Regions from separate parts of the Homo sapiens genome. Here region 1 is linked to region 2. A link is a contact called in ENCODE Hi-C or POLR2A ChIA-PET data. All regions are on one chromosome and are shown on one strand. Each heading gives the region's core, a stretch centred on a gene start or an enhancer-like site at or near the end of the contact. The rest is flanking DNA. Distances are from core to core; before and after follow the strand shown.

Region 1 (4,027 bases), core at 834-3,333, 400 kb after region 2:
GCTGTGTGAGTTGGGATGAGTTATTTAACCTACATAAGCTCCAGTCACTGAATACACTGGACACCAACTGTGAGGCAAGCAGCTTTTTGCTATGGAAAGCAGGGGTAATATCAGTACCCCCCTTCCTCGGATCGACATAACTTGCAGTTAGATGCTCCCAGACAACTCGATTCAGTGTCTGGTGTGCAGGAGTTTCACTCAAATGTGAGGATAACCCAATCCACCTGCAGGCGCTGGGAGGCTGGGGTGTAGTGACTGGGAGCTAACCGGATTAGACAGCCATCAGTAATACTGTAGGAAGGGCATCCTTGTAGGGTGGGGCCACTACGACCAGTACGGCTCACCCAGGTGTAGACAGACGCTGGTAGCTCCTGGCCAGCTCAAGGTGTTTCCTTTTGCCTGGTAACCAGGAGGAGTGGCTGAGGCAGGGCATGGAGCGGAGCAACGCAGCTACAAAGTGCGGAGAGGAGCCCCGCTCTGGATCCCGCCGGCTCCCCAAGGCTGAAGGAGACAAGTGAGTGGGGAGTCACTGGGAAGAGCATCCCGGCGGAGGGCTTGAAAAGGCTCCTTATTGTCTGCTGGGAGCCTGAGGCTCTGCCCGACCTTGGGACAAGAGGCTAGGCGGGGAGCTGAATGTTCGATTTGGGATGAATTCCCCCAAAGCCATGAACCGGCGTCCCGGGGAACCGGCCCACAGGGACAGGAGGCGGTTAAGTAGAAAGTCTGTCTACATATCCCTTCCTCCGCCGCAGGTCTGGATCCGCAGGAGCCCCCAGTAAGAACAGCAGCCGCCTGGGGGGCCGACCATGTATGTGTACAGCTGGCCGCCGCCCAAACAGGGCGTCTGGCCGCCGCCGCCGCAGCTGCTCACCTGCACCTACCTGGCCGCCCCTCTGCTGCTACCCCCAGTCCAGGCCCACAGCTTCCGCAGCCGGCCCGGGAGCCTGCATGCGGGCGAGTGGGCGGCCCCACGGGAATACCACCGCTTCTACGGCCCCGCCGCGCCACCCGAGGCCGCGCCGCCCTGGTGGGCCTGCCCTCCGGCCTACGCCACGACCCTGCGCCGGCCCTGCGCCGCCGCCGGCATCTCGGGACTGTCGCTGCAGGCGCCCGCGGCGGTGGCCGAGAGCTGGGCGCCGTGGCCGGAGGGCGGGAGCCTGCAAACCGAGCTGCGCTGGGGCCGCGTGGAGCGCGCGCGGGGCCCCCCTCTGCAGCTACCGGACTTCGTGCGCCGGGAGCTGCGGCGCGCGTACGGCACCTACCCCCGCGCCGACGTGCGCGTCACCCAGCGCCGCGGCCAGTTCCTGCTGCAGGCGACGCCGCGCGTGCTCGAGCCCGACCACCGCGTGGAGTGGCGCGTGCGGCGCCGGCCCGACAGCGGCGACAGCAGCCCAGCCCGGGAAGCCGCGGAGCGCGGCCGCCCCAGGAAGAGCAAGGGCCTGAGCTGAAGCCGCCGCAAGGCCTAGGGGCGGGCCCGCGTGCACGCGCTTGGCTCTTTCCTGTGTGTGCCGCCGCCGACAGGCAGAAGTGAGCCCTCACCTGTGCGCGGGAGGCGGACGCGCTGCTCACCTGTCTTTTTGGCTTCTCCCATGACTGCCGGCCAGTTTCCTGCACTTGTTTCTCTCGCTTTATTGCTGGACGGTGGGAGAAGGGCAAGTGCAAGACGGAATCGAGGGCACCTCTGGGTGTTCTGTACCTCTTTTCTTCTTGCACCTTGGGAAGTGGAGGACGTGGGATGGAAGAAGGGCCTGGACCTCCCTCCTTCCTCCTCCCCACCTTCTCCTAAGGAGCTTGCCCTGCAGTAAGCCCCAACTTTCCCTTCCTCTTTTCCCTCTATCAGAGTCGTCGCCCACCCCCCTTTCCCACCGCTCCCCTACCCCCGCCTTCCTGCCAAGCCGAGGGCGACGGTGATCCCCAGCTTAGTAAGAAAAGTAAATAGGCCGGGCGCGGTAGCTCACGCCTGGAATCCCAGCACTGTGGGAGGCCGAGGCGGGCGGATCGCTTGAGCCCAGGAGACCAGGTTGGAGACCAGCCTAGGCAACATGGCGAAACCCTGTCTCTACAAAAAAAAAAAAAAAAAAAAATAGCCGGGTGTGCTGATACACTACTGTAGTCCCACCTACTCGGGAGGCGGAGATGGGAGGATCACCTGAGCCCGAGAGGGCGGGGCTGCAAGGAGCCGCGAACGCACCACTGCACTCCAGCCTGGGTGACTGAAACCCTGTCTCAAAAACAAAAACAAACAAAAAAAAAAACAATAAATAAATGAGCGAAGTCAAGTATACACTGCGAGATCATTGTTATGTTTTGGGGTGGTGTTTCTCCATCTGTTTATCTGTTTAATGGGAGTCTTACCGCCCACCCTGGGGTACAGGAAGGTAGGGTGGAGGGGCGTGAAGTTGAACTGGCCCTCTGGAGAAAGCATGTGTCTGATCGCTGGGCCCAGCTGCCCTCTTCACCATCTCCCTCCAAGTGTGCAGGCCAGCACCTTCTAACTCTCCTTGGTCCTTTGGCCCACCACCCTCCGAGATGCTGAGGGCATAAGCTCTATTTTTGAAGTGTGGAAGGCTTCACTAGGAGAGGGATGTCTGAGACCTGAGTTTAGGGCTGGCTCTGACATTTTCTACCTGTGTAACTTAAGGCTTTCTGACTCTCAGTTTCTTCATCAGTAAAAGAGGCGTAAAAGTAACCCAGCCTAATTGGAAGTTAAGATGAATGTCTCGGCCCGGCCTAATTGGAAGTTAAGATGAATGTCTCCGCCCGGCGCGGTGGCTCATGCCTGTAATCCCAGCACTTTGGGAGGCCAAGGTGGGCGGATCACGAGGTCAGGAGATCCAGACCATCCTGGATAACACGGTGAAACCCCGTCTCTACTAAAAATACAAAGAATTAGCCGGGCGAGGTGGTGGGCGCCTGTAGTCCCAGCTACTCGGGAGGCTGAGGCAGGAGAATGGCGTGAACCCGGGAGGCGGAGTTTGCAGTGAGCCGAGATGGCCCCACTGCACTCCAGCCTGGGCGACAGAGCGAGACTCCGTCTCAAAAAAAAAAAAAAAAAAAAAAGATGAATGTATCTTCTTGTCTCCCAATTCTTGCTAATAATCGTTAATTCTTAATAGGCTGAGGTTTGCAATATTCTAGGAGTTTTCTGGAATGTTAGGCCACATAGCCAATTTTAACTAGGATCTAGCCAGATTTGAGGCCCAGCTGTAGAAATTTCTTTTACTGAACTTCCATTTGTAACTGACCAATAGTTACCTGGGTATACACAGGTGAGTTATTGAAGCTGTAGGCCAGCTGATTGGGCACTGCTGTATTTGTGAGCTTCTTGGAGAAGTTGTCTCAAACCTCAGCCCTTGGAAAAGGTGTTTCTCCTGATCAGTGGTTTGCTTTTGTCTTTTAAGCGCTACGAATCTCATTACTGATCATATTTTTCTTTTGGTCCTGGTTTCCAAGGAGCTCAGAGCCAAATTTGCTTTGTGTCTTTTTTTTTTTTTTTTTTTGAAACAGAGTCTCACTCTGTTGTCCAGGCTGCAGTGTAGTGGCATGATCTCAGCTCACTGCAGCTGCAACCTCCACCTCCTGGTTCAAGCGCTTCTCCTGCCTCAGCCTTCCAAGTAGCTGGGATTATAGGTGTGTGCCACTACGCCCAGCTAATTTTTGTATTTTTAGTAGAGATGGGGTTTTCCCATGATGGCCAGGCTGGTGTCAAACTCCTGGCCTCAAGTGATCTGCCCGCCTTGGCCTCATTAAGTGCTGGGATCACAGGCATGGCCACCGTGCCCGGCCTGCTTAGTGTCTTTTATATAAAACCTGCATCCTGAACTCTGTTATCCCTAGTTTCACCTTATTTTTCCTTTGTAAAAAATTATAAAACACAAGAAGGTGAGGTGGCATAGTGTGATGGGTCTGCTGTGTGACCTTGGGCAAATTAATGTCCATGAAACAGTTTCCCCATCCCAAATGGGGATGATGATACAAAAACCTATCTCATGAGGTTATTGAGAAGATGCCATGACATCTGTGTTTC
Region 2 (4,138 bases), core at 613-3,112:
CACAGGCTCTCTCCCCAGAGACCCCTTCCCTGATCATCTGTTTAAGATTAACCCTTTCGACCGGGTGTGGTGGCTCATGCCTGTAATCCCAGCACTTTAGGGGGCCAAAGCGGGAAGGATCACTTGAGGTCAGGAGTTTGAGACCAGCCTGGCCAACATGGTGAAACCCCATCTCTACTAAAAACACAAAAATTAGCTGGGTGTGGTGGCAGGCGCCTATAATCCCAGCTACTCAGGAGGCTGAGGCAGGAGAATCGCTTGAACCCAGGAGGCAGAGGTTGCAGTGAGCCCGAGATCGGGCCACTGCACTTTAGCCTGGGTGACAGAGCTAGTGGGACTCCTCCTCTGTCTCAAAACAAACAAACAAACAAAGATTAACCCTTTCATCACTCTCTATTCCCAGATTAATTTTGCTTCACAGGATTTACCACCACCTGATTTTTTTCTGTTTCACTTGTTTATCGTCTGTCTCTTCACTAAAATGTAAACTTCCCAAGTAGAGGGATTTAGTTTTGTTTATTCCGTGTACCTAGAGCAGTTCCTGGCACATAGCAGACACCCAATAAGTATTTGTTAAATGAATACTGTGGAATGAGTTTTTTACACATGAAATTCTCAGCTAATCAAACAAAATAGCTATGTGGAGACTGCTCAAGAAGCAATGCTGCCAGGAGCGGTGGCTCACGCCTGTAATCCCAGCACTTTGGAAGGCTGATGCAGGCAGATCATGAGGTCAAGAGTTCGAGACCAGCCTGGCCAACATGGTGAAACCTCATCTCTACTAAGAATACAAAAATAGCCAGGTGTGGTGGTGCGTGCCTGTAATCCCAGCTACTCAGGAGGCTGAGGCGGGAGAATCACTTGAACCCAGGAGGCGGAAGTTGCAGTGAGCCAAGATCACACCACTACACTCCAGCCTGGCGACAGAGCTAGACTCCGTCTCAAAAAAAAAAAAAAAAAAGGAAAAGTACTTCCTTCAATTAGTCATTCTAAAGACTTCATGAATTAAACTCCATAAAAGACAACAGTGTCTAGCATATATAAAATGCTAAATAAATGTACGTTTATTATGATGAATATGTTGAATATTTACAGGTGGTTAACTATAAACACCTCTAGTTGAAAATATATATAATATATATTACATATATTATATATAATATATATGTATATTATATATGTAATATATACATACACATTATATATAATATATACGTATATATATTATATAATACGTAATATATAATACTTATATATATAATTCGCCTCCCAGGTTCAAGCAATTCTCCTGCCTCAGCCTCCCAAGTAACTGGGATTACAGGCATGTGCCACCACGCTCGGCTATATATTTTTTTAATTATTATTTTTTAGTAGAGACGGGGGTTTCTCCATGATTGTCAGGCTAGTTTCGAACTCCCGACCTCAGGTGATCCGCCCGCCTCGGCCTCCCAAAGAGCTGTTTTAAAGCACAGGTTCCCATGGCATCGCTTCTTCCCCCAACCCTCACACACTGTCCCTAACCAAAGAGACTGCACACCCCAGAATGCAACACGCGCCTCCGCGAAGAAGACCTACTCATAGCAAGTACTTCACAGCCTACAATTCCCAAGATGCAACGCGACCTCCTTCCCACAGCAACGAAAGACTGCGACTCCCCGGACTATCAGGCCGGGAGAGTCCACTTCCAGCTCACCTCGGAGCTCCGGGAGCCTTTCAGCACCTGCTTGGTGAGCGCGATTACGTCAGTACCACAGGTGGTCACCTTCTCCGTGAGAAGCCCCTTCACGGACTGACCGAACCGCGCTTGAGACTCTGGCGTTCCAGTCGCCATCATTTCAGTTAGCGAACGGTTGCGCACTGACGATGGTGAGTCGCCGGGGCCAAAAGACAAGCAAAGCGGAAGGAAAAGAGGCGTCTCTTCCTCCATGGGAAAAGGAAGGGACGCATGCGCCTGATGGAGGTTGACCTTTGCTCACTAAACTCATGAACTATTCATTGATATCCTGAGGAAAACAGGGTCCAGGCAAACATCTCTGGAGGGGATGGAGGACAGTTTCATTGACTCTATGGTTCAGAATCGGAAAGCCTGCGGCAGGGCATGGCGGCGCACGCCTGAAATCCCAGCCCTTTGGGAGACCCAGGCAGGAGGATCACCTGAGCCTGAGAGTTCCAGACCACCCTGGGCAACATAGCGAAACTCCATCTCTTTAAAAATAAAATAAAATTAAAATTAATACAAATAATTAAAAAGAATCAGAAGGCCCGGATTACAGTCCCAATGCTACCATTTAGCAGTGTGTGGCTGCAAATTACTCAGCTTCTGTCTTATATTCCTCATCTGTTAAACAGAAGTAATAATGTTTCCAAGGGGTTATGAGAATATCATTCCATTCATATATATATACACATATATATATATACACATATATATACACATATATACACATATATACATATATATACATATATATACACATATATATATACATATATATTTTTTTTTCCCCAGAGTCTTGTTCTGTTGCCTAGGCCTTTTTTTGATTAATTGAGACAAGGGGCCAGGCGTGGTGGCTCACGCCTGTAATCCCAACACTTTGAAAGGCCAAGGTGGATCACTTGAGGTCAGGAGTTCAAGGCCAACCTATCCATATGGTGACACACCTGTAGTCCCAGCACTTTGGGAGGCCGAGGCAGAAGGGTCACTCAAGGCCAGGAGTTCAGTATCAGCAGCCTGGGCAACATAGCGATAACTTGTCTCATTTTATTTAATTTTATTTTATTTTATTTTTTTTTTGAGATGGAGTCTCGCTTTGTTGCCCAGGCTGGAGTGCAGTGGCTCGATCTCAGCTCACTGCAACATCCGCCTCCTGAGTTCAAGTGATTCTCCTGCCTCAGCCTCCCAAGTAGCTGGGATTACAGGTGCTTGCCACCAGGCCCGGCTAATTTTTGTATTTTTAGTAGAGATAGGGTTTCACCATGTTGGCCAGGCTGGTCTCAAATTCCTGACATCTAATGATCCACCAGCCTTGGCCTTCCAAAATGGTGGGATTACAGGCGTGAGCCACTGCACCTGGCCTCATTCCATTCAATTTTAACAAACATTTCATGAACTAAATACCAGACACTGTACTAGGCTGGGGATAGAGAAAGAAATGAAATACAGTTCTTGTCTCTGTGGAACTCCCAGGCTGATGAGGCAGATAGGCCTGTAAACAAATGAAGAAGGAAAAACAATCTAATAGAAAAATTGGCAAAAGGCACAAGTAGGCAATTCAAAAAAAAAAATCAACTGGCTGATAAATGTGAAAAATGCTCAACATCACTAGTAATTTTTATTGATAACCTCTTTATTGTATTAATACCAAACTGATGGTAACCACCTTGTAAGTGAATTAATATGTAAAATATTTCAAGTAGGCCAGGTGCCGTGGCTCACGCCTGTAATCCCAGCACTTTGGGAAGTTGAGGCGGGAGGATCACCTGAGGTCAGGAGTTCGAGACCAGCCTGCCCAACATGGTGGAACCCCGTCTCTACTAAAAATACAAAAATTAGCCGGGCGTGGTGGTGGGCACCTGTAGTCCCAGCTACTCTGGAGGCTGAGGCAGGAGAATTTCTTGAACCCGGGAGGCAGAGGTTGCAGTGAGCCGAGATCATGCCACTGTATTCCAGCCTAGGCGACAGAGTGAGACTCTGTCTCAAAAAAAAAATAAAATATTTCAAGTAGCTCCATTTCTTTTTTAGTTAATAAAAGATGTGAGAATGTTATTGTATTGAAAATTTTGTTCAAAATTACCTGTATTCAATATCAACATTACTTCCTCTTCCAAGTGTCTAGATTCATATGTCTCCGTTGAATCTCATTTACTGTTTACTTTTTGTCCTTAATAAACTTTATTGAGTTTATGTGCATGAATTTATGTTATAATTTATGTACAATAACAACATTATTTTTTGAGATGGAGTCTTGCTTTGTCACCCAGGCTGGAGTGCAGTGGCACGATCTTGGCTCACTGCAACCTTTGCCTCCCTGGTTCAAGCGATTCTCCTGCCTCAGCCTCCCGAGTAGCTGGGATTACAGGTGCCCACTATCACGCCTGGCTAATTTTTGTATTTTTAGTAGAGATGGGTTTCACCATG

What was found. Hi-C counts contacts between places; a loop is a spot of excess contacts on that map. ChIA-PET counts read pairs that join two places held with the same protein, here RNA polymerase II (POLR2A). Pooled maps may share reads with other maps.
Region 1: a loop to region 2 is called in a pooled map, with 10 times the contacts of the local background. The contact joins the promoter of C10orf95-AS1 here to the promoter of BORCS7 in region 2. A Hi-C loop is called at or near these places in 1 of 37 single-sample maps with no recorded cell type and 8 of 50 pooled maps. POLR2A ChIA-PET finds 5 or more read pairs at or near these places in 1 of 52 experiments (activated CD8-positive, alpha-beta memory T cell).

The regions. Positions count from the first base shown.
Region 1 is chr10:102,447,873-102,451,899 of GRCh38, reverse strand. C10orf95-AS1 (C10orf95 antisense RNA 1) reads right to left here and starts at 2,083. Exons shown (of 3, transcript NR_038938.1): 1 at 1,878-2,083; 2 at 1,570-1,713. It overlaps C10orf95 (chromosome 10 open reading frame 95), which reads left to right and starts at 357. Exons shown (of 2, transcript NM_001363580.1): 1 at 357-514; 2 at 753-2,063. The coding sequence starts at 807. The coding sequence ends at 1,448. RefSeq lists an enhancer at 1-390 and silencers at 913-1,402, 1,443-1,522.
Region 2 is chr10:102,851,983-102,856,120 of GRCh38, reverse strand. It overlaps BORCS7 (BLOC-1 related complex subunit 7), which reads right to left and starts at 1,862. Exons shown (of 5, transcript NM_001136200.2): 1 at 1,694-1,862. The coding sequence starts at 1,834. BORCS7-ASMT (BORCS7-ASMT readthrough (NMD candidate)) reads right to left here and starts at 1,911. Exons shown (of 15, transcript NR_037644.1): 1 at 1,694-1,911. RefSeq lists enhancers at 1-519, 1,527-1,716, 1,316-1,828, 1,787-1,846, 1,829-2,342.